3 separate regions of the Mus musculus genome follow, and regions 1 and 2 are each linked to region 3. A link is a loop called in an ENCODE intact Hi-C map of the cell type or tissue named here. Cell type or tissue: gastrocnemius. All regions are shown on one strand.

What was found. A loop is a pair of places that touch in the nucleus more often than their neighbours do. Peaks named below come from ENCODE experiments on the same cell type or tissue, not always from the same donor. Only the 100,000 strongest peaks of a DNase experiment are listed, where the experiment ranks them.
Region 1: a loop joins it to region 3, with 2.7 times the contacts of the local background. A loop is called at or near these places in 18 of 42 quality-filtered maps.
Region 2: a loop joins it to region 3, with 2.9 times the contacts of the local background. A loop is called at or near these places in 4 of 42 quality-filtered maps.

What each region holds. Positions count from the first base shown.
Region 1 is chr6:89,005,643-89,013,642 of GRCm38, reverse strand. No RefSeq gene overlaps it. Among named protein-coding and RNA genes, the nearest start is that of Gm36639, 14 kb to the left of the region's middle. In gastrocnemius, no CTCF peak of the experiment used is centred here; DNase peaks (open chromatin) are centred at 156, 434, 4,587 and 4,980; H3K4me3 peaks cover 682 bases; H3K27ac peaks cover 764 bases.
Region 2 is chr6:89,324,660-89,332,659 of GRCm38, reverse strand. Plxna1 (plexin A1) reads left to right here. Exons shown (of 32, transcript NM_008881.2): 18 at 335-574; 19 at 676-819; 20 at 1,211-1,445; 21 at 2,182-2,324; 22 at 2,846-3,102; 23 at 3,210-3,276; 24 at 7,974-8,000. Among named protein-coding and RNA genes, the nearest start is that of Gm40415, 33 kb to the left of the region's middle. In gastrocnemius, a CTCF peak has its summit at 4,755; DNase peaks (open chromatin) are centred at 1,478 and 4,367; H3K4me3 peaks cover 522 bases; H3K27ac peaks cover 1,542 bases.
Region 3 is chr6:88,931,006-88,939,005 of GRCm38, reverse strand. No RefSeq gene overlaps it. Among named protein-coding and RNA genes, the nearest start is that of Gm36354, 4.9 kb to the left of the region's middle. In gastrocnemius, a CTCF peak has its summit at 3,069 (motif pointing left); DNase peaks (open chromatin) are centred at 1,909, 3,052 and 4,739; H3K4me3 peaks cover 26 bases; H3K27ac peaks cover 776 bases.

The DNA.
Region 1 (8,000 bases), 75 kb before region 3:
AATTTCCACTCTGCAAAGGCTCTATAGACACAAATCCCTGGTACCCTTCAACAGACAGCCTCCCTCCCACCCCCATCCTCCACCGAGCTGTCCAAGCTGCTTTGGCCCAGGGTCCCCCCAGGAGTCCACAGGCACATCTCTGCAACCGGGCGCAGTATTTCCAAGTGGCAGAATTAATAGGGCAATTCCCCCGTGCAGAACTGAGCTGGCTTCTATACTAAATTAGCATAGATAAATATTTTTGAGAGAGGAGGGAAAATAATGCATTTTGCAATAAGGCTGGAGGGCAGCCCCTCTTGGGCCCCATCCCCTGAACTTGGACGGAATGAATTTGCACCTGGTGTAATTGAAGGCGCCATGGTCCCTCGTGCCTGGGAGCAGGACCTAGCCAAGCGGATAAATTCCCTCCACTTGTGCAGAGCTAACCGTTGTCAAGAGGCTGAGCCCAGGGGAAGGTGGGGGAGGGGCAGGCAGGGCTGGAGAAGCAGGTGGATGAATGAAGACAAAGACTGCAGGGCAAACACATCAGCACATATGCAGGAAACACATATGTGCATGCACACAAGCTCGAGCTCGTTCATCCACACGTACATGTGTACATGAGCACACCACACACACACACACACACAAAACCACTCAAACAGCCACACTTGACATAAATCAGGCTCACCCTACATAATGCCTGAGGAGCCTTGTATGACCCATTATCTGCCCCTGTCAGCTGCCGTGGGGTGGGGGGGGTGGGGGGTGTGATGCTTACTCTCTGTCCCTAGCTCCATGGAAACGATGAAGCTGGAAATCCATCAGCTAATTGTCCTTGGGCCCAAACTCACAATATGGGCCTCTCCTGTGGTCCTTTCCACCTCTGCTATCTATTTTTTCAGCCATTTTCTCAACCTGGCTCAGCCCTGTCCTATGAGTTTGTCATTAAGTTCCCTACCGGCCTCCCTGCCTGCAGTGACTCCCTGGAGTGCCCCTCAGTCAGCAAAGCACTTGCCACGCAAACATGGGGACCTGAGTTCTGATTTCCAGCACCCAGGTAATAAGTTGGGTGTGGTGATGCATGCCAGTCATCCCAGCACCGGGGACAGAAAGACCAGCCACCTGAGCCAAATCAGTGAGGCCCACGGGAGACAGGGTTAAAACACAAGATGGGAGAGTATAGAGAGTGTAGAAGAAAATAGCCAGTGTGTGTTTGTGTGTATGTGTGTGTGCACGTGCGCACGTGTGTACATAAATGCTCTTCTAGAGGACTTGGGTTCAATTCCCAGCACCCACATGGTGGCTCACAACCATCTGTGGCCCCAGCTCCAGGACATCTTCCACCCTCTTCTGGCCTCCAAGGGTACCAGGCACATATATGGTGCACAGACACGTGCAAGCAAAGCAGGCACACACATAAATAAAGTGAACAATAAGCACCACAGGAGTTGGGAGCTGGCTGTAAACTACACTGCCCTCCACTTCTAAGCCCCTGTCTATCCTTGAGCTCCAGGACCTCTGAGGTTCTGCTTACCACCGAACACCAGGGTGTGGCTTGGAACCTGCTGACGGGCTGGGTCACTTCGGACTAGTTGGCATATTTCAATTACCACCCTTGGAGGGAAAACTTAGCCTGGGAACACTCTCAGCACCACACTAGATAACAGCCAGTTCTTGCAGAGGCCATGTCACCCCTCACTCTCCCTTTCTAGCCATAACCCCATACCAGCCCTGCTGGGAGGCAGATAAATGGCAATTGATCCAAACCAGGGAGAATGGGGCAGGGCCACAGACTAAGCTGCTGGAGACCTGAGAGGAGCAGCCACCCAGGAGGCTGGTACTACCCAAGGTCCCAGAAAAGAGCAGTGCGGCAGTGTGGTGGTGTGGCTATGGCTGGACCTGACACCAGTACCTCCAGGTTTGTGATGATTCAGCAGGGACCCTCCTGAAACAGGTGCCTACCAGCTACACTAGCCCCTCCATGCTTGCCCCAGAGCCCAGGTTTGTCCAGGCCACAGGCTTTGCCTGGGAAATGCCCTTCCTCCAAGGCTGAGCTCTCTGTGACCATCAGTCTCCACAGGTAGAAGTTGATCAGAATTCCTTATGATCCCTTCCAATGCTCATTGCAAGCCCATTCCCTTCCAGGACACACCATTGGATAACATAGTCTTGAGGTCAGGGAAGGGAGTGACTGAGAGCCAGTGTGCATGCTCTGGGATTCTGTCAGACTTCTCTTCTCTCAGGGCAGGAATCTATGAGGATAGCAGGGACCTCTACTCTGTGAGTCACAGTCTACGCAGCAGGCCACTCACTCAGGGCCTCCGGAAAGCTGAGGTTCAGACGGGGCCTCTAGTGACTTGGGCTCCTGAGAGGCAGAGCTCAGTCTTCTGGCCCAAATCAACAAGTCATCCGCATCCCACCTCCTAGAGTCATGGGAGAGACAAGAAGCATGAATAGATGGCTCTCAAGGCCGAGCCCCTCTACCCTAGACAGCAGCAGCTGTGTGTGGACAAACCCCAGACCCTCTGCTGCTGCCGAGTCTCCAGTCAGGAAACCTGCTTCTCAGCCAGGGCTCTGCTGAGTGACACGCTCAGACAGCATCAAGAACAGAGCACGATGCTCATGCTATGCACAGCCTCAGTGACTGCCTCTGCCACCCTGGAGTTGATATTTCCTCCCCTCCCACCCTGCTTCTCCCAGCGATCCTTCTGGGTACCAGAGTGTGGCTAGAAGATCAGCTTGCAGAAGGGATGCTACCACTGCACTGCGTACCCTGCCCCCACTTACTGTTTCCTCTGGGTGCTCATTGGCATTCAGGAGTCCTTGTTGAAACCCACATGCATGGATGTGCAGAAAGGCTGCACCAGCTCTGGGTTCTTATCTTCTGTAAGCCTCTACTTTGCCTCTGTGCAATGGGCACCAAGGGTGGCCAGGAAACTCGGGTGTGTGCATAGTGCCATGGCACACAGCAGGAGTGATGGAGGGCCAGAAAGGGTTGTGTACCTGCCTTCCCAGAGGAGTGCAGGTTGCTTAGAAGAGGTGAGAAGGTATAGGTCCCTTTCTGATTCTTGAAAGGATCATGGCGTAAGGTAAACAGACTTGATTTCAGGAGCCGCAAAGGGAAAAAAAACAAAACAAAACACCTGAGCAGGAACAGCCTGTGTGCCAGCAAAACAGAGAATCCATTGTCCATGTGCATGTTTCGGTAAAATGGGGCTCAGAGGAGGCGAAGGAAGGACTTGGAGCTCAGTGAGCAGGCACACTCCACCAGGGCCAGCTGTGGCCTGTGGAGCCTCCAGGCTGGGTTTTCTAGGCAGCATGGAGCTGGATCCTCCAGGGGGTGAGGGAGGTTGGGTAGCACCCAGGTTACAAAGTGCAAACATCCTTGGTGGGAGAGGTCAGGAAGAGAGAGCAAGCACCCCACCAGAGTTCTCCCTGCTGCTGAGCCAGGAGGCTGCTAGATCTGCCTAACCCTGCAGCACAAAGTTAATTTTGGGTCTCCACAGTAAACAGGCTTCCTAAAGCCATGGTTAAAGGGCTCTGGCCGTGCAGAGCTAACTGGCATCAGGACCCTCCAGCTCACATCTGGTTCCATTGTGATTCCCATATCCAGGAAAGATGTAGGAAGAAGCACTCAGGAGCTGCTGAAGAAACTGGCCCCCTGATGCCAGAAACCTTGTTGGCAGCTTCCTCCTCCTCTCCTTTTCCCTCTCCCTCTTGCGGCTGTCTAATAAGGTCAGCTCAAGGCTTGGTGAAGGTAGATGGCAGGCAGTATTTTTCAGTCCTGATGGATTCTGGTGCTCCTGAGCCAAGTGTAAAGCTGGTTCCTCACAGGGTCCAGCCTCCAGGCCAGATGATAACCCGAGACCAGAGGCAACAGCCAAGTCTATCTGAAAGCATCTCTCCCAGGTCCCCGATGCAGCAACTGAAATTAAGACTGACACCAGGGCTGGGACCTCAAACATGGCAGGACCCTTCTCTGGAAGAGTTCAAAGTAGAAGTCCCACGCACACAACTAAAGACAACTCCAATCTGGTATGCATACGGTCTACAGTGAAGGCGAGGGAGGACTTCCTCGAGGCAACAGAGCCCCCACTGCCTCCCGAGGGAGGCCTAGTCGCCATCCAGAGCGTGAGAAACCGGGGACAATGACTCCCTCTCCTGCAAAAGAAACCCTCCTGGTCAGAGAGAACAGTAGGATGTATCAGGGAACTTTCGCCACCTAAGGAACTAGCCCGAGTCTCAGCAACTTTTGTTTGTTTGTTTGTTTGTTCTTTTGAGACAGGGCTTCTCTGGGTAACAGCCCTGGCTGCCTGAAACTAGCTTTGTAAACCAAGCTAGCCTCAAACTCACAGAGGTTGCCTGCCTCTGCCTCCCAAGTGCTGGGATGAAGGCATGAGCCACCTTGCCTGGCTTTAGCAACTTAAATCAGCACAATTCCTTGTTTTCCCTTGTTCTGTGAGTTGTCAGGTCATTCTTCTAGCTTCCTGTAGTTCGGCTGGTTCCTCTGCTGAGCCGAGGGTTCACACCCACACTATTCGCCCTGACTTCAGGCTAAAATCCCAGGTCAGGCTCCGGGGCTGCACTCTGGTGGGTGGGGACAGCTGGGCGGGGCTTCTCCAGCTTCCGGGCAGGCTGGAGCGGCAGCTGCGGTGCAGTCTCAGTCCCAGTCTCTGCAGCTGTATTGCCTCTGTCAACGGGCCGACGGGAGGATGGGAAGCCCAGGAAGAAAAATAACACACAATTTAATCTCCCCAAATCAACCCATCCTACAAAGGGAAAAATAAAACAGAGTCTCCGCCAAGGCTGACCTTCTGTTTACATTTTCCTTGGCAACTGAGAAATAATTGCGGTTCTGCAGGGCCCTCCCCTCCCCCACCCTGCCTCATCCTATTCAAGCGCGACCAGGGATGACACTGGAATCTTGAACCGCACTAAGTGGTTACTATGGTGTCAGGCTGAAATTGTGAATCCCAGAGGCTGCCACAGCAGGGAGGCGGGGAGCCAGGGCAGAGTCTCAGCCGAGGCTAGTGACTGGGGGGCCTAGCCAGTTAATAGCAGACAAACTGTGCTCGCAAAGAGTAGAGTAGGGGGTTGAAAGATACGGTGGTCAGAGCAGGTGCAGGACCAGACCCAAGTCCCAGTCACACCCCCTGAGCCTTACTCTGTCCGGGCTGCTCTTTCACCCTCCACCCTGTGCCCACCAGGATTGAATCTCTGCCCAGCCCCACAGAAGAAATCCTCAGGATTTCTTTCTTATTTCCCCACAGAAATCCAGAGCCTTGGTGCTCACCCAAGGAACCTGCAGAGGTGCTTTGGGTACCACCCTGCACTTCTCCAGCTCTGCCACAGAGAACTACAAGCCAATCCTGCCGGACTCACACTGATATGTGTCAGTGTAAGATCCCTCCACTGCCACACCCTGGTTCCATTCCCACCTCCAGACAGTGAGTGACCTTAGACCCTACTCTGACCTTGAACCTCTTCTTCTCATGCCTGTGCCTTGGGGGGAAAAATCTTCTAAAGAGCACATCAGATCTTGTCTGTAATCTTCACTGAGAGAGAGCTCTTGAGTGGTCGCGGTGCCTGCCCGGCTCTGACTTCATTTGTTCCACCAACCATATCATTCTAGCTATCCTGGCCTCTGAACTGCTCCCTGCGATGGCCGGCTTGCTCCTGCCCCAGGACCTTTGAACTGGTCATTCGTTGCTACTGTGACTCCTTCCCAAACCACCACTGAGGCCTTAGGGATTGCCTGATCACTGTTGTGGTCTTCATGCTTCAAACAGGACAAGCACAGGGACGAATGAATGAATGAATGAATTAGCCATTTCCTGGTTTCTAATCCCCATCTTCTCTGTCTCTACTATAAGGATCTAGACCATCAGAAGAGGGACTCAGAGGCTCCTAAGAAAGCCCCAGCCTATAAACATGTAGTGTTCCACCCACTCAGTGCTGGACCCATGACTCACAAACTTCCATTCACTAAGACATAACAATGGGAAAAATGAACACAGGGTTCCCAGTCTGTTTTTTGGTTTTTTGCAAGATGTCGTACAAATTCCCCACCTGGGTCTTTTCTTTCTTCCTTCCTTCCTTCCTTCCTTCCTTCCTTCCTTCCTTTTTTTTTTTTTTTTTTTTTTTGGTCTTTCTTTCTTTATTAGGGCTGCCCTTTCTTTTTTAGGGCTGCCCTCTTAGCTCTCTTTGGGGATGTATTTGTTCTTTATTTTTCCCATCTCATCCTGATTCAGTGTGGACTATCAGGCGTGGTTCCTGGCTGTGGACTGAGGCTCTAACAGCCAGCAGGAAACTTACCCAACATGCTCTACAACGCTCCGAGGTCTACCCTCCCCCAAGACTATGCGGCAGAACCCCACTGACGACTACCTACAGCTGTCCACAGGACCAGATCCAGCCTGTGAAGTCCTCCCTCTCAGCCCTCAGGGACCGCGGCTACCGTGACCGTGTGGGGGATGGTTCGAGGGCATCCCCGATGGCAGGGCCGGGGTGGAGCTTGAGGAAGACTTCCGCCTTGCACAGACCCATTTCTTCCCTTTTAAAACCGCCTTGATTGCTTTTGATAATCAGATTTACTGGTAAAATTTGGTCTTTGTGCTTCCCTGTGTTCTACCAAGCGGCGCATCCGGAAGGCCCCTTCATGCCCGTGGCTAGTGTGTGGTTCCTTGCTCAAATGTGCTAGTTTGGTTTAGTTTATCAGCTGTTTTCAAAGCATTATATTTCATTTTTATAGCGAGAGCCCACTATTGTTTTATTCTATTTCATTAATTCGTGCTCCTTTTCTACATTAATTTCTTCCATTGGCTTTCTTTGGATTTATTTTGATGTTCATTTCCGCGCTTATTGAGGTGAAAGCTGAATTCTTTTCAATCTCTCCTCCTTCTAATGACTGCATTTAGAGCTATTCATTTTCCTCTAAGCACCGCGGCTTGGGCGGTATCCTGGGGGCTTTTATGGCGAGCCTTTATTGTAGCTCATTTCTAAATTGTTGATAATTCAGTTTTGATTTATTGTTTCACTCACGTTATTTAGATTTGTTTTTAAATTTCCAAGTGGCTAGATTTAGGGATGCTGTCCTCTTGTTCATTTCCAGTTTTATTTCTATTGTCAAAAAAAAAATGTGACTGGCACGATCTTTTTTTTTAATTTTTTTTTAAAATCGGTTTTAAGAATCAAAGGTAGTACAAAAATATTTTTTCCCTGTCAAAATAGTCAATCAGTTCCGAATTGCAGAGAACCAAACATGAGCGTTCTTCTGCAATCACGCTCATTGTCCGGCTCCATTGTCCTGTTCGTTTGGAGCTAACCTTTGTGAACAGTTCAGGAGGGTTCTTTCAATTTCTATTCTTTCAAATTTATGTATACATTTATACATTCAACCTTAGAGCTTTTTTTTTTTTTTAATTGCTTCTAATTCATGCTCTTGTTGGAGAACTCTCACTCTTGGCTATTTGTAGCCTTTCTTTTTTTCCCAAATAAACAGGCTTCTGTAAGTCCTGACAGTTGTATGCACCGATTTGTCAGCAGCTCATAACTAATCTCTCATTTATGGTTGTCAGTTTTTTGTTGCTAGAACAGAAGACCCACAGCGATCGGCTTTATAAAGAAAATGGGTTTATCTAGTTCACAGTGCTAGTGGCTGGACGTTCAAACAAAGGTCTCTGCGGTTACATCTAGTGATGGGAGGGAGTGCGAGGTCCTCCGAGAGGGATCTCCATTTCTACAAAGCTACTGGGATTTGACCATGGGGCCCCACGCTGTTGATCTAATCTTATGATTCATGCCTCAAAAGTCCACCTCTAAACACCGTAGCCAGGTAAGCTCCCAGCCAGACACACCATTCATAGCCAGGTAAGCTCCCAGCCAGATACACCATTCATAGCCAGGTAAGCTCCCAGCCAGACACACCATTCATAGCCAGGTAAGCTCCCAGACAGCCACACCATTCACTGTAAGATTCTGCAGTCAAACCCCTCATGGGCTCCTGGAGACAAAGCATA
Region 2 (8,000 bases), 390 kb before region 3:
CTGATCCCCTACCTCACTCTGTTCTGTTCTCACTCCCCTCCTGGCCATATGGGTATTTCCTCGACCGGTAACCACGGCTGCTAACACCCCTGCTTCTGCCTCCCCTGCTTACCTGTCTGTGCTGAGGCCTTGAGGACAAAGTGGTCAGCTAGGGCTGATCCCTGGGCCTGTCCAGCCCTCAGACTACAAAAGAATAGACATCTTGAGCAAGCTCTCCCTTGGTGCCTAGATCATCTACACAGGGAGCTGTCATTCCCAGGGTGGGGCTGTTATTGGGTAGCTGGCCCACAATGGGAGAGCAAGCCTGCCTGAGGTCCTGGTACCTGTATCCCAGAGCTGCATGGTGTACAATGACACCACCATGGTGTGCCGGGCGCCGTCTATAGACAACCCAAAGCGCAGCCCGCCAGAACTGGGAGAGCGGCCAGATGAGATTGGTTTCATCATGGACAATGTGCGCACGCTGCTGGTACTCAACAGCTCCTCCTTCCTCTACTACCCGGACCCTGTACTGGAGCCACTTAGCCCTACTGGGCTCTTGGAGCTGAAGCCCAGCTCCCCGCTCATCCTCAAGGTAGGTCTCAGCCACTGTGGCCTCCTGCTGCAGAGGCTGCTCTGGGATGGGGCTTGTGGAGAGACCTCAGGATTGCCCTCATTTTACCCTGACCCCTGTAGGGGCGGAATCTCCTGCCACCTGCTCCTGGCAATTCCCGGCTCAACTACACGGTGCTCATCGGCTCCACACCTTGTATCCTCACCGTGTCTGAGACACAGCTGCTGTGTGAAGCACCCAACCTCACGGGGCAGCACAAAGTCACGGTACATACCCTAAGCTTTCTTTATGCAGGGGGCCAGGAAATCCCTGTCACAGCCTATCTATGGTCTCCTGGAACCATCTTCCTGACCTGCTGACCCCTCCCCCACTAGAGCAACCCCACCTCTGAGAAAATCCCCATGGAGCTGAGTTCTAATGCAGGCCCCATTCAGTCCTTGCCTTGCCATCTTTCCCCCTCACGACTAGCGTTAACTAGCTGGGCATCTGTCTGCTCATGTCCCAGCATCTTGCACCATTATCCACTTTTGTCACCTGCTGGAAAGATACTGCCCACAGGCAGGTAGATAGATGCTGTGGGAGACTGAAGGGCCATTGCACAGGGCCTCGGGCTCTGAGGGGCCGATGCCCTCTGAGTACCTCTACTCCATCTGGCAGGTGCGGGCCGGGGGCTTCGAGTTCTCACCTGGGATGCTGCAGGTGTATTCGGACAGCCTGCTGACACTGCCGGCCATTGTGGGTATCGGTGGTGGGGGTGGCCTCTTGCTGCTGGTCATCGTGGCTGTGCTCATCGCCTACAAACGCAAATCCCGGGATGCTGACCGTACCCTCAAGCGGCTGCAGCTCCAGATGGACAACCTGGAGTCACGGGTGGCCCTCGAGTGCAAGGAAGGTCAGCAGGGAGATGGGTAGGGCCAGAGCCAGGGAGGTAGTCTGAGTGCTGAGTCAGTCACCACCTATGGGCTCTGTCTGGCTCAGTCCCAGGGAGATGACAGATGGCAGAATCGTCCCACTGGTAAAAGGACCACCTTCTATACAGCTATAATTTAGCTATAATTTTATGCCACCTAATCTTTTGTATCCTGTCTCCTGGTCTGTCGAATGGGCACAGAAACAGTGCCCACTCCCTTGGATATCCATAGTGAGGCAAGAGTACATACAGGTGATCATGCTTAGCCCCTGAGAGTCCTAGATAGTCGAATGGTTGGCTGGGACCCTGCCCTGTAGACCACTTTGGTGGACAGGAAGCAGACATGAGCCAGGACTGGAGAATGAAGGCCCTTGGTTCCAACCTACAGAGGGAGGTTGAACATCCAGTGTACGTGGATACCTTCTCTGCCAACTTGTGCAGGGCCAAGACCTGCTAGAGAGGGGAGGCCAGATGCCTGGCAGCAACCAGGAAGTGAAGCTACGGCACTTCACCAAACCTGCTAGGTGCTCCAGAGCTTGCCCTGCCCCTCTGTCCTAAACTAGGGAAACTGAGGCACAGAAAGGCACTTGGTTTCTTTAAGGTCAGGACCAGTGATCCTGGCCACACAGTAGGCAGACTAGGACTGAGAAGGGGGAGAGGAACCTCAAATGTGCTGTCCTTAATCTCACATTGCCCCTGACCCCACATTTGGCCACAGCTTTTGCAGAGCTACAGACGGACATCCATGAGCTGACCAGTGACCTGGATGGTGCTGGCATCCCCTTCCTTGACTACCGCACATATGCCATGCGAGTGCTGTTTCCTGGGATTGAGGACCATCCTGTACTGAAGGAGATGGAGGTAGGACTGCCACCTTAGAGGTCCCTGGGGGCTGGTGGGCAGCCAAGGAAATGGGGGCTGGTATGACCTTCCAGAGAAAGTTCCAGGGCTTGGCCAAGTTGGGAGTATGGAGTCAGACCCATATCGGTGCCAACACAGGGTTGGGACCCTGAGCTCTGGGGCAAGGGCCTGATTTCTGGAGCAGGTAGCTTGCCTTGGGTGACACCATTGCTCATAGTGCTTCAGGAGGCTGGAAGGAGACCCTAAGCATAGAACAGTGCCCCAGGCTTCACCCAAGCCAACTGCCCTTTAGCCTGAGATCCTGGTTCCTCTCCTTATGCTTGGTTGTGTGGGCCTTTCTGCCATCCACCTGCCTGGGTCCCTTGGAGGATCTAGGTACTGAGCTTCAATGTGCAGTGAGGGCAATCTGGTCTACCTGTGTATTCCAGGCCCAAGTAGCTCGGTGTCCCAGAAGACCTTTCCCCTGCCTTAGCTGTTGGAGCTATGTACCCCGTGGTCTGAGCAGGCCTATGTGCCCCCAGGTGCAGGCCAATGTGGAGAAGTCGCTGACACTGTTCGGACAGCTGTTGACCAAGAAGCATTTCCTGCTAACCTTCATCCGCACACTAGAGGCCCAGCGTAGCTTCTCCATGCGTGACCGTGGGAACGTGGCCTCACTCATCATGACAGCCCTGCAGGGTGAGATGGAGTATGCCACAGGAGTGCTAAAGCAGTTGCTGTCTGACCTCATCGAGAAAAACCTAGAAAGCAAGAACCACCCCAAGCTCCTGTTACGGAGGTACAGTGAGAGAAGCTTGGCTGGTGGGGTCACTGTGGGGATTGTGGGGACCTGCCTGCTGGGTGCTGAAAGCGACTCCTCTTTGCCATTTGCTTCCCTCCCCACAGGACCGAATCAGTGGCAGAGAAGATGTTGACCAACTGGTTCACCTTCCTTTTGTATAAGTTCCTCAAGGTAGGCCTCAGGGGCCTAATGAGTGGAGGGAAGGGCTGGGGAGGGGAGGAAGCCAAGAAGGCACAGAGGCTAGGTCCTAGGGCCCAGCGCAGCAACCCAGACTACTTGCTCTTAGCTGTTTCTTGTGTTGATACTTGCTGCTACAGAGAGAGCATAGACATTCACGCTCTGAAGTCAGTGCCCAAGCTCGAGTTTAGATATAAGCTTGGATCTCTGCTTGGTACCTGGAGCTGGCTGCCAGCCTCAGAAGGAGGATACATCTAGATAGGCTTCTGAGGGAGGGCCTGACACTGGCCCTTGAGTGCTCCATGGTGGGGTGTGAGTCTATCCTGGGCTTCTGGCTCTCCAGAGCTCCCACAATCCCTGCAGGTGCCAGGGTGGGCTGGTTGATTGAACTGGTTGCCTGCACCTAAGAGACTGGTTAATTACACAGTTCCAAAGTCTGGCTTCCTCTGACCTCATGGCCAATGGGATGCATGTCACGAGTTACGGTAACAGTGGGTCTGCCTGGGAGTATAACTTGTGTGTGTCAGCCCTGACCAGTGCTCTGTGGATTCAGTGGCAAGGGTGGGGCTGGTGCTGAGTCTGCCAGCATTGGACTCTGTCCTCCCCAGTAGACTTCTGCTGAGCTCTGGATGAGCCAGAAGTGCCAGCACGTGGGTCTGCTCAGAACTAGATCCCTGGTGGGATGCCTTTACTTGCTGGGAGGAAAGCCAGTGATAGGACATGGCAGTGAGTAAGAGACGGGAGGTCTGAGGGACCAGAGATGAAGAAAAGTGACCTGGATGGCACAAGGACAGCTGAGGAGAGGGGACCTGTGTGTACAGCGGCCCCAATGATAGCTATGTGCACATCTCCTATGAAAGTGCCGCTCTGTGGACAGTTGTTTACATGGCCATTAAAGCAGGCTCGGAACCAGAAGCAGCAAGGCCGAGCAAAAGCGTCAGCGCTCCAGCAGCTGTGCCCATGCTGGGTCCTGACACGCGCTGACCCCGTTTGATCATCATTCTCCACAGCAAGAGGAGAGCGGGTGCAGTTCACCCCGTTGGTCTCAGATCCTGAGCCAGCTCTGCAATGTCTGCTGCTGCAGTGTGGGGAGGCAGGCCGCCACTGGAAGCTGGCAGAGCTGGCTCTGCACCTGTCAGTGTGGGGCAGGGGGAGCAGAGCCCATCAGACATCTGGGATGGCCTCACGGAGGGCATCTGTCTCAGAGCAGTCAGGGTGTAGGAATGCTGATGGGGGTGGGGAGCAAGGCGACTGGGGGAGCAGCAAGAAGGGAGGCAGCAAAGCTCAGCAAAGGGAGAAGTGAAGTGGGCCGACTACCCCAGGGTTACTCTCAGGTCCTCTCAGTCTCCTCGGCTCTGGTTTTTGTGTGGCCCTTTTAGCTGTACAGTGAAAACTGATACTCAGGAGTGAGCCAGATTGGCCTGGGCTTGTTCTTCCCCATCTGTGGCCATGGTGCCACACATAGGCCTCTTGATACATGTTTGCTTTGTGGGCTGAGAGAAGATACACTTCAGCGCCTCCCTTCCCTGAGCTGCAGCAGATTCTCCTGCTCATAGTTCTGCCTTCTCTGGAGTCTTAAGGCTCCATTCACATTCTACATAGCTTTCCAGAGTGCTTTCTTTCAGTCATAAGACGGGTTCCTTCACCCCTTCACGGTTCAATAGTTGGTCTCTTTTTACCATGCCACAGACTTTAAAAATGCTTTACTGGATTAAAACATACATAATACAAAATACACTACCTTTTAGATTTCTTTGAAATTACATTTTTTTCTTTATTATGTGGGTGTATGCCACAATGCACACGCAGAAGTGGGAGGACAACTTGCAGGGGTGGGTTCTCTCCTTTCACCATGTGGGTCCCAGGGATCGGAGTCAAGTTGGCAGGGTTGGCAGCAGGCTTCTTTACTTGCTGAGTTATCTCACCAGCCCTTATCTTATTGTTTGAGACAAGGCCTCCCTAGATAGCCCAGGCTGGCCTGGAGCTCATGACCTTCGTGCTTCAGCCTCTGGAGTGTACAGGTCACCAGAGTCAATACATCTGTAAAGTGCAGCCCTTGTCAACATCTTCTGCACCATTGGTCTTGTCTTCATGGTACACTCCTTGTCCCTCTCCTCTCCCTCCACCGTACCACCTTTCTCCTTTCTGCCTATGAATTTGACTGATGTGGGGGTGCCCTCTAAGCAGAATTATCCATGAAGGCCTTGCATTGCTGGCTGGTTTGACCAGGTGTGTGGCTGCAGAGCTGTGTCTTCTGACAGCCATGTGCGGCCTGCACCGCTACTGAGCTTTCCTTCGGGTCAGTTGCTGTGGTCAGCTACAGCACACAGTATGTAATGGACAACTAGAGATGCGGGTGTGTTAAGCCATGAGAACTCTCTGAGAAGCATGAGCGGTCCCTTCCTAGAATGAGAATCACCCTGCCTGGCCAGCATAGCCATCCCCCACACACAGCTCAGTTTGCCTGGGGAGAACAGAAGGGAAAGAAAGCAGAATGCATGGTGTTCTCATGAGTCTGCACTTGGGCAGGGTCTGAGCCCATCCCCTGCTCACAGATGCCTGGGACTAGAATGTATGAGGGAGGTAGTTGCTCTGCCTGTCTGTCACTACACTGTCAACAATGTGAGGTAAGGGGGCAGGGCCCCAGCTCTGGTGGTCACAGCCATCAATATTCAGTGTGGGTCACTGAACTGAATGGAAGCAAATGTCTACAGGTAGAGGAACAGGTTTTGTTCAGATTTTTTGTCTTGAGGTCTGGCTGTAGTGACGTGCTGGTCCGAAGTTCACCCCCTACCCCTCCTACCTCCAAGGCTGTGGTTGCCACGCCTACCCCCCCAGTGCTTTTCACAGGGGTCCTGGTACCCCACCCTGCTCCTCACTTCCTTTTACCCCACCCCAGGAGGGTTAGGCCCATGTCTTCAGGTGGCACAGGGTACTGTCACTTTCACTGTCCTCTGTCACACTGGCAGAGGGTGTTAGGGGAATGTGAATTCTCCCCAACACAGCAGCCTTCTGCTGGAGCTGTGAGGGCTTCCAGAATGAGCACAGCTGCATCCTCATTTGCAGCATAAGCTGTGCTGACTTAGAGCCTTCCTGGCCTGGGTGCTGTGACACCATCCCTGGAGATGTGCATGAGTACGGACAGCATGCTTTCTTGGCTGCCGTTTATTCTACAAGTTAAACAACTTGCTTGACTAGCCACCTTCATCTTTGAAGCCACAATTGTGTATTTTCTAGGGTTTTTTTTTTTTTAATTTGGTAAGGGGGGGTGGTATTTTAAATACAACATTCCATCATCTGTAGCGTTTATGCTACAAGTGCATGGTATGAGGTAGGGGTCAACTTGGCTCTCCTTGAAGATGGAAAGCTGGTGCCGTGCCTCATTTACTGCCATGCTCCTCCTGCGCTGTTGCCTCTCTATGAAAGGACTATTCTCTGCACCTTCTCAGCAGGGCTGAGAGGAAGCTGGGGCCCTACCTTTCCCCTGTAATGGGACAGGGAAATGAGACCCAGAGAGAGAAAGCCCTAGGCTTAGGTCTGCTTTGTTCTGGGCCGGCCTCCTCCCTGGGCTCTGATCTCTGACTGCTCTTTCACGGTCTTGGAAAGACTGGTGAAAGTGATAGTCCAGGCCTTCAGGTCCTTCTGGGTCTGAGCTTTCTCTTAGAAGCCCTGGCTTTGCTGGGGCAGATGCATTAGGGTTGGACGGGTCTGCATCCAAGGCTTTGGGCACTGGCCTGCCGCCTCTGCTCCTTTTACTCTGCTCAGGAACCTAAGGGCAGGCAATCTAACCTGGGGAAACCTTATGAGGGAGTGTTTGCCAAAAGAGGCAGCTATTGATGGCTCTGAGTCCCAACCTGCTCCCCCTCCCTCCCACTTCCTAGCTGACTTAATGAAGCCAAGTTTGCAAATGAAACATAATTTCAAAGACAGGAGTGTTGTCTGAAGGTCTAGGGATGATCGATGCTCCTGGCTGTTCCTTCCTTAGCAGCTGTCTCTTTAATTGCCTCAGATGCTAATAAGGGGCTAGGACATCTGGGTACAGAGTCACCATGGGCTTGCCAAGGGCTCACCTGGGCTAGCCTCTGGCCTAGGCATTCTCAGCCAGCAGCAGCCTCTGTGAGGAGTGACTGCTACAGTCAGGGGTGGGCCTTCAGGGCCATGGGAGCAGCCTGAGCGCCAGCATTTGCCCCGCTCACCTTGCTGAGTAATGTGGCCCTACTTCTGGCCCCACACCTGCAGTGCACAAAGCCAGATGACAGCTGAGGGTAGGGACAATGCAGGCTCTTGCCAAGTGTGCAGAGGCTACCCTGCCAGTCCCTGTTTCTCCTTGCCACCAGTCTGTGGGTTCCTCTGTCCCTTGGTGATAAGGAACATCAGGAGTCAGTGTTTGGCTGGTGATTGTGGTGAAAGCATGCTCTTCGTGATGCTGGACTTCTGGCTAGGCTGGCCTCTAGGCTGATCATCCAGCAGATCATGATCGCACTTGGTGTGAGTGAGGGTAGTATCTCAAGGATTTCTGTGTCTACAGTCATAAGGACACTGGGGGTGTCGCTCATTAGATATCCTTGCCTGGTGCTGGCTCCAGAGACAGGCTTGCCTTCAAGAAGAGATGGAGCTTCTGAAAATAGCTAGATAGCCCTTAAAGGGCTGACAGGTCCAATCCCAGCCTCATACCCTACCACCCCACACAGGAGTGTGCTGGGGAGCCGCTCTTTATG
Region 3 (8,000 bases):
TGGAGGGAGAGATGAAGCAAAAAAAAACAAACAACAACAAAAAACAAACAAAAACAACAACAAAAAAAAAACAAAACAAAACAAACAAACCCTCCACACCTTCTGCGCCTGCTCTCCCCTGAATGTGCTCCCAAACCAGCCTGGATCTGAGGGTCTAAGGCCTTATACTCTAAGGCCAACCAGATGATACCCCGTGGTCCACACCCATGTTGTCATCTTTGTCTTCACTTCCAAATGAGGTTCATGAAAGCCCACAGAGGCTCCACGGCTAGTGGGAGCAGCTTCTGTGGAAAGGGTAAGCATGCCTGAGGACTCGGGTCCTCAGCGAGCCTCTGCCTACCTGGGAAGACAAAATGGGGAAGGGTTTACACAGAAGACAGAGCAGCAGATAGATAAGGGGTCTGCTGAGCTGACATGGGATTTCCACAATGCCCCTCCCCCACTTCTCTGTGTTCCCCTCCCCCTCCCCTCAGGAAACCACCCTTTTTTTTTTTTTTTTTTGTCTGAGAGGCTGCCACTGACTAGAGTCCCCAGTTGCTAGGTGATGAGAACTCAGTCTGGCAGGCAGAGTATGGAGAAGGGCAGGGGCTGGTGGGCTTGAGTGCACCCCCCCACATGTTTCCACAACCCTTCAGACAGCTGGGCACACAGACCCACAGGCCCAGTGGCAGGCAGAAGCAGACAATGGTAGTCGCAGGCAGGCGCTGGGCCCCGACAGCACACTCACACCACCAGAGTACACCCAAACAATCCAAGGCTTCTGTATATAAACACCCCTCACTACCCAGACAGACACAGCAGGAAGACAGGAGGCTTGGATTCACACAAACACAGGCACAGGTGCACCCCAGATGCCTGCTGCTCTGCAGAGGAGGGAGGGGCCGCACCAGGCTTTACTAGAGATCAAAAGGACCCCCCACCCAGGGTAGGTACAATGGGACACCCAAGGAGAACCACATCCTCTCCCTAAGAATGCTCCCCACCCCATCCATCCCTACCTCCCACATCATCTAGAAGACTAGAGGCCATCTTCAGTCCAGAGCTAAACCAGGTTTTGTGCTTCACTTTATCTCCTTTGCTGGGGACACTGAAAATGCACCCCCCCCCTCGGCATTTGCTACACAGATCAGACTAGCCTCATACTAATAGATCTGCCTACCTGTCTCCCAAGTGCTGGAATTAAAGACATGCACCACGGTACCCAGCAAGTGACCCTAGGACTTTTACAGAGGAGACAGGCACATGTATCCCAAGAGACCCTGACCTGGATGCATTTGATAAGAAGAAACTGAAGTAGTGATGGGGGTCATCCAAAGGCTGAGGAAGAAATGTGAGTTAGGTGCTTTCCTCCTTGCCTTGAACAACTACCTGACAGGTAGCAGGTTAAGGAAGGGTGTATTGTGGCTCACAGTCTGAGGGTGCAGCCCATCACAGTGGGAAATCCTGGCAACAGGAACATGAAGCCCCTGCTTACAGTGCACCCACAGTTGGGAAGCGGAGAGATGACCCTCTGGGGCTCAGCTCATCCTCTCCTTTTAAGTGGGCCCTGGCACACAGGGCGGGCTCTCCCTCCCCAGCTGACCGCTGGGAATACCTCAACGACTGCTCTGAAGTGTGTTCCCATGGTGATCTAAATCCAGTCACAGGGAAGGAAGATTAACCATCACAGGGAGCCACAGTGGCTGCTGCCCAGGGACAGGATGCTCAGCAGGGAATTCAGTCCCTGGGAAGGCTTGTGAGCAGGGAGTGTCATGATTTCTCTTGGGGAGGCAGGTCTAGAAAGGAAACCTGGGTGTAGAAGACCACAACCTTGCAACAGGCTGAACCAGGGATGGCCTTGGAGACTAAAAAAGGAACAGATGTACAATTTGGCAGGAATAAGACCAGGTCCTAGGCATGGTGGGGTGTCTCCCATTCCAGGAATAAATCCAAGCGCCTGGCCCTCTCCTTAAGTGAGCATACCAGTTGACACAATAGTGCCAACAGCATGAAGCTAAGATCCATTGTCACCCTCAGAGGCCACAGGTGGCAGCTCTTGCCCTTTGACATGCACTGTGGTTTGTGCTCTGTAGGAGCAAGGGGAAGATGGGAGCCATAGACCAGTTAGGGACTGACATAGTTGAGCACTCAGAGCTTCCAGGGCAAGCCAGCACCCAGCATATGCAAAACACCTCTGCCTGCTCAGGTGTGATAGCCCATAGTGGCTCGAGACTCTCAATTCCCCATGTAGACCCAGCCACAGCAATTATACTACAAGAACATTCTAGAAACTTTACACCTACCACGGGGCATGAGAACAGAAATTTAGAACTTCTACTGTGTATCTCCCCCCCAAAAAAATAAATTGGCATATGAGAGCATACAAAAGTCCAATCTCCTCATCAGGCAACCCTGTCCCTTCACGGGGCCACGCGACAGATTCGAGCTGGCCTCTCCCAGGCTCATCCTCCTTCACATGGCCTGTAAGTGGATTTGTGGATTATCATCTCTGGATTTAATTAAACTAACCCTAACAAAATGCACAAGTGGCTTAAGAATTGTCGTCCTGTTCAGGAAGCAGGGCTGGAGATAAGGGAGACAAATGCTTAGTGAAAGATTCGGCATCAGCCCTGCGCTTCATGGGTCCCCTGTGCTTCATATACACGGATGCCGACGGACCTGAAGATCCTCCCCTCCCCCGGGGGACAGCGATGTTTTATATCCTTATGTGGGACAAACTAAGTAGTGAGAGGCATGCATGTTACCCTCCAAGGAACCCCTGGGCACACTTCTTCCCCAGGGCTGCCACAACTGCAGGTTTTTTGGGAGGTCAAACCATTATAGTGAGTTTGTATTGCAGCAGAGATGAAAGTGCAGTAAAAAATGTTAAGCATCTTGGGCTTTTAAACTATTTTGGAAATAGTTGTGAGCTTATTACTGAAGAATCTCTCCCTCTCTGTCCTCTCTCTCTCTCTCTCTCTCTCTCTCTCTCTCTCTCTCTCTCTCTCCCTCTCCCCCCCCCCAAAGTTCAATCCTTGAAAAGCCCTCCCCTAGCTCCCCCTAGTGGCAACGTGTCACATAACCAAGGTGCGCTGAAATAGATAAGAAATGGATACTGCTAGGTGATGTAGTAGTGTTGACGGTGTCATGAATGCCTGAGCGGACACAAGAGGAATCTGCTTCACCCCAGTGGTTTCTCAAAGCCCACAAGTCAGTGCAGAAATGAGATACCACCACCAAGTCACCAAACTCAAGGAGTTCCCTAAAGAAACCAGCAGTCCTCTTTCAAAATCAGAGGTGTGATAGGCAAGGAAAGACTGAAGAACAGTGCCTGGCAGGTCAGCGGAGACCTGGGCATCACCATTCCTGTTGAGCTACCCCAGCTTGCTCCTTGCCTCACCCATGGACACCAATGAGAACCTCAAAGCCTCAGCTGACTGTGTTGTGCCTCAGGCAATATAGGAGCCTGGCTTATTCCCCAGAAATCAGAAGAACACAGGTGGAAAACAGAGTATCTCATCACCCGTGAACAGGGATGCTGTGGCTTGGTTCTAGACTCCAGAACAGTGCAGACCTTTAATTTACGATGAGGTTGTTTCTGCCAGCTGTCAAACAAGCTGGAGTTTGACTTGTAACTAAGCTAAAGGCAAGCTTGGGTCAAGAGACAAGACAGAGGCCTGTCTGGATGGCCTGGACCACAGAGTCTGAAAAGCCTGGTGCAGTCAGCATAAGGCTCTGAGGTCTCTGTAGTGCCCATGGCTGGGGCAGGAGGCAAGCTAGGGCAGCTAAGCAGGAATGGGGATGTCCAAGTGATAAGGGAGGAGGGAGACAGATGAGCATCAGTGAGCCCTATGAGGAGACAGTTGGCTATGAGAGCATCTCTCCCCTGGAGAGCAAAAGTTAGGCCTCAGAGGGGCTCTCTTGGGAGACAATATCTGTCACGGGGCACAGATCCACCTCCTCAGGAGGTTGGCTCAGAGGACTGTGCATACACTCCCACGGGAGCTAACACAGCAGGGACGGGAGCCAGGGGCCCCGCTTGAATCATCAGCATGTTCTGAGCCTCCTGCTTCCTGTTTAATGAATGAAGGAGACAGACTGGGGGAGGTGGGGACACTGACTGGATGCAGCCCAAGCCTTAGTCCCTTTCTCCACAGCACAGGCTCCTCCAAGTCTCTGATAGAGATGGGTTAAGTGTTAAGATGGGATAAGATGAGTTAAGCAGTGGTACTCTGGTCCTGGGCTCCCGGTCCACCCGCTCCCTGCTGGGTCCGGCTCCAGGTTAATAATGTCAGTGGCCCAGATCCGGTGGGGACCAGCAGGAGAAGGGCTCTACTATAGTTACCTCTGCTGTGAGCCACTCCTGACTTCCCAGCATTAAACAGCTTCCTCTGAGCTCAGCTCTGAGGGACAGCACTTCACACAGAGCCCAGCAGGGTAGCTCACCTCCACAGGTCTGAAGCTGGGGGAGAAAAGGGGGGGGGGTAGGAAAGCTGAGGGCTGATGGTGACTGCAGCCACTAAGGATTAAGAGTCACTTGGAGCTTCTTTGTCACAAGCATCACTGAGGGCTGGGCTAGGATGCAAGTTGTGTGGCTGGCTACATGTGACCTTTCTGCACGGCCTGGAGTTAGAGTGTGCGGTAGGTTCCCGCCGGGCTGCTACAAAGAAGGCAAAATCTGACTCCCACCTCTAAGCAGCATTCTGTCCAAGTTGTGGGAATCAGAAAGGTTGGCCCAGATCCAAATATGAGGCTAACCCCTGACAGGGGCAGGAAGCCATTGCCATGGATCCTGTGCACTGGTGCATGTTCTGACCCACTTTAGGAAATGCCTCTTTCTGCAGGGTTCTTCTGGCCCTGTGTCTATACCCAGGTTCACATAAGGATCTTCCTTCTGGCTCTGGATCGCCTCTGTAGCCACCGCCATTGCAGTGTTAATCCAGCCCACAACTTTGTCTACTGGTCTCCATTTCCCCGCCTGACACTGCGCGTGGCACAGTGACCCACAAGAGAGACTCAGCTCCTGGTCTGCCACGTCTTTTGGAGCAAACCATCTTGTATGAGGTTCTGACCTCAGGAGCAGCTTATGTCATCCATGGGGAATGGGGAGGTAACTCCTCTGACCCCCTCTGCCTCAGGCCTGCACCCCAATCCTCTACATACCCCCAGCCTTCACCAACTTGGTCAGTATCCTGCCCTGGGCTGACACTCCACTCTGACATCCTCTGGGTCCTCTTTTTCCCTGAGCGCAGACCTGGGGACTTTAGTCCTGTGACCCTGATCATTCCACTGAAGGACCAGCTTCCTGAAATGTCTCAGAGATGGAGCCAACACCTGCCAGCTGCTTATCACCCTGCCCTCTTATGTCACAGGTCCAGGCAAGAATACAGCCCTATCCCTGCAGGAGTTCACATCCCAGGAGACTCATAGTGGCTGGAAGAAGGGGGGACCATGGGGTGAAATACAGGTGATGGAAGCAGGGAGGAGACAGGGCTGGGATCAGGTGGCCCCTGATCAGCTGCCCTCCCTGCAGAGCTGTCCCCTGTAGGGAGGGGCATGTCCCATCCAGGCATCTCTCTGCAGCTGGAATGCTGGCCCTGCTTATCTGATCGGGGCTCCTGAGAAACTCCCATAGGTGCTGTGTAATTACGACTTCCCTGGTGGTTAACTCTGAGTCAAGTTAGCCAGGTTAAACCAATACTCAAGCTGAGGTCAAAAGTCAGTCCTAGAAGTTCCTTCAAGGGTGTTTTCTAGACAAGGTTCATATTTAAATCAATGGACTTTGAGGAATCAATGGATTGGAGTCTACTGATCCATCAAGTCAGTCTCACTTGATCCATCAAGGCCAGAAGAGTGCAGAGGCTGATCTCTCCTGCAGGAAGAAAGGCTTCAGGATGCTCTCAGATTTGAACAGCTAGGTACCTCTTTCCAGCTGCCCAGCCCAGCTCTAAGGTGCTTGACCTCTGCATGCCTAGGGGCCAGTTCTGCAATCTGTCTCTCTCCCCTTTTCCCTCATGGCTCTGTTGATTTCCTTCTCGGGAGACCAGCTTCTCTAAGGAGCTATCATCTACACAGACTTGAATGACATGAGCCAGGGACACTGACACGCAGACACCTGGGACATGGGTTCAACTGAGGACCTGAGAGCAACTAGCCACTTACTGCCATCCTGCATGGCTGGGAAGTTGGAGACCCTAGCAGAATACAGAGGTGGGGATGGCTGTAGGGCCAACTATGCAGGCCTTGTAAGAGAAGATGAACTGTTCTGAGGAGTGAGGTGGACCGTGGGGGCTGGAGATCCAAGAGGGAGTGATGCTGTGGCCTTTGTTTGCAGTGACAACCACAGCTAATAAGTCTGGGGTATGGGTGATTAGATTCTGAATATGTTTTGGATGTCGAATCTAAAGGCCAGGAATCTAAAGGCTGTGAGCTCTAAAGCAACGAGAGGGATCAGGTGGGCTGAGGGTGTGGTCAGAGTTTAAAGAGCTCCAGAGATTCCTATCCCAGTGGCATGGCAGGAGATGGGCAGTCACTACTGTCCCCTAGGCAGGGTAGAATTTGGTAACACATGAGAGTACAGGAACCATCTTTATCCCAGCCACCCTGAGGCCTATAGGTGTAGACACCTGTGCTCTAGACAAAGACCAGAGTAGCCCCTGGCCCAGTGAGCAAGGACCCTGCAAAGAGAGCGAGACCAGAGCCAAGCCAGTCACCGAACAGAGCCCGGGGAACTCAGGCAAGCTAAAGAGAGAAGACACAAAATAATTAGTGAGCAGAGTGTAATTAAGTGCTAAATTGTGTGTTTCAGACTGGCTGAGCTGCGGGAGTGTGGGATGGGGGAGTCACACCACACAGGAGTGGCTGAGGAAGGGCGACACTTAGAGAGGGTGTGCCACAGAGAGACAGGTTTCCCAGGTGTGCGAGCAATGGGAAGGAGTGAGGCAAATTACAGTGGAGGGGACGGGGGGGGGGGGGTGCTAAGGAAAGAAGCCCCAGAGCAGTGGAGGAGGAACACAGTCCATGAGCCAGGAACCCCCGACATCCTGTGCTATAACTTAGGGACAAACTGTGCTTGTACTCAGGGACAAGAGTGGCATTCAGCTGTGTTCAGATCCAGGGCAGGGTCTGAAACTGGGAACACCAGGCAGGCAGGCAGGCAGGCAGGCAGGCAGGCAGGCAGGCAGTAAGGGAGACCTGGGTGTACAGGTACACAACTGCTTTTGATCCCCTAGTCTGGCCCTGCCATAAGGCCCTTAGTGTAAATCCTATCCACTCTTATCTCATACGTCATCCAATGGGAGTATCAGGCTTCCTGGTGGCATTGGTTGGTCGAGACTCAAGGGTCCTTCAAGACAGGGTGATCTCACTGAGACTCTCAGAAGTCAGGAGTGCTAAGAAAGGACCCTGTGGGACTCTATGCTCTAGAAAGGCAAAAATGGAGGCCTCAAAGTCCAACAACACTCAAACATTTGGAGTTCATACCTGGGGCAGGAGAGGGCCTAGCTGAGAGGTAAGCCTGGTTGAAAGGCAAGCCAGAAGGGCCAGGCTCCAACAGGGCCTGGCAGGGCCTGGCAGGGCACTGAGGCCAATGACTGGGAAGGAATCAGTGTGCAGGAAGCCCCCCTCTTCAGTTCTCTGTTTGCAGTGTGGCTTAGCACACACTGCCTGTTAAACAAATGTTATGACAGGACTACTCGAGCACCCAGAGACAGCAGTGACACTCGGCTGTCACCAAGGGTGGCCTGCAATGGGGCTCTCTTCTCTAGCCAAAGCCTCCAAGGTTCACACATGGGCAGAAGGGAAACAGTATTGCAGGATCCTTCTGTCTCTCCAGGCATGGTCCTGTCCATCAGCAAGGATTGATGCCGGCCCTGTCCTGGGGCCTAGGACACAGCAGCTGCCTGGCTGCAAACGATACCTAAGTGCCACAGGCTGACCAGACAGAAACAAGTCCAACTCACACAGGACCCATGTAAAGACAGAGCATAAAGCCTCAAGGTAAGGAGATGAGATGGTCAGAT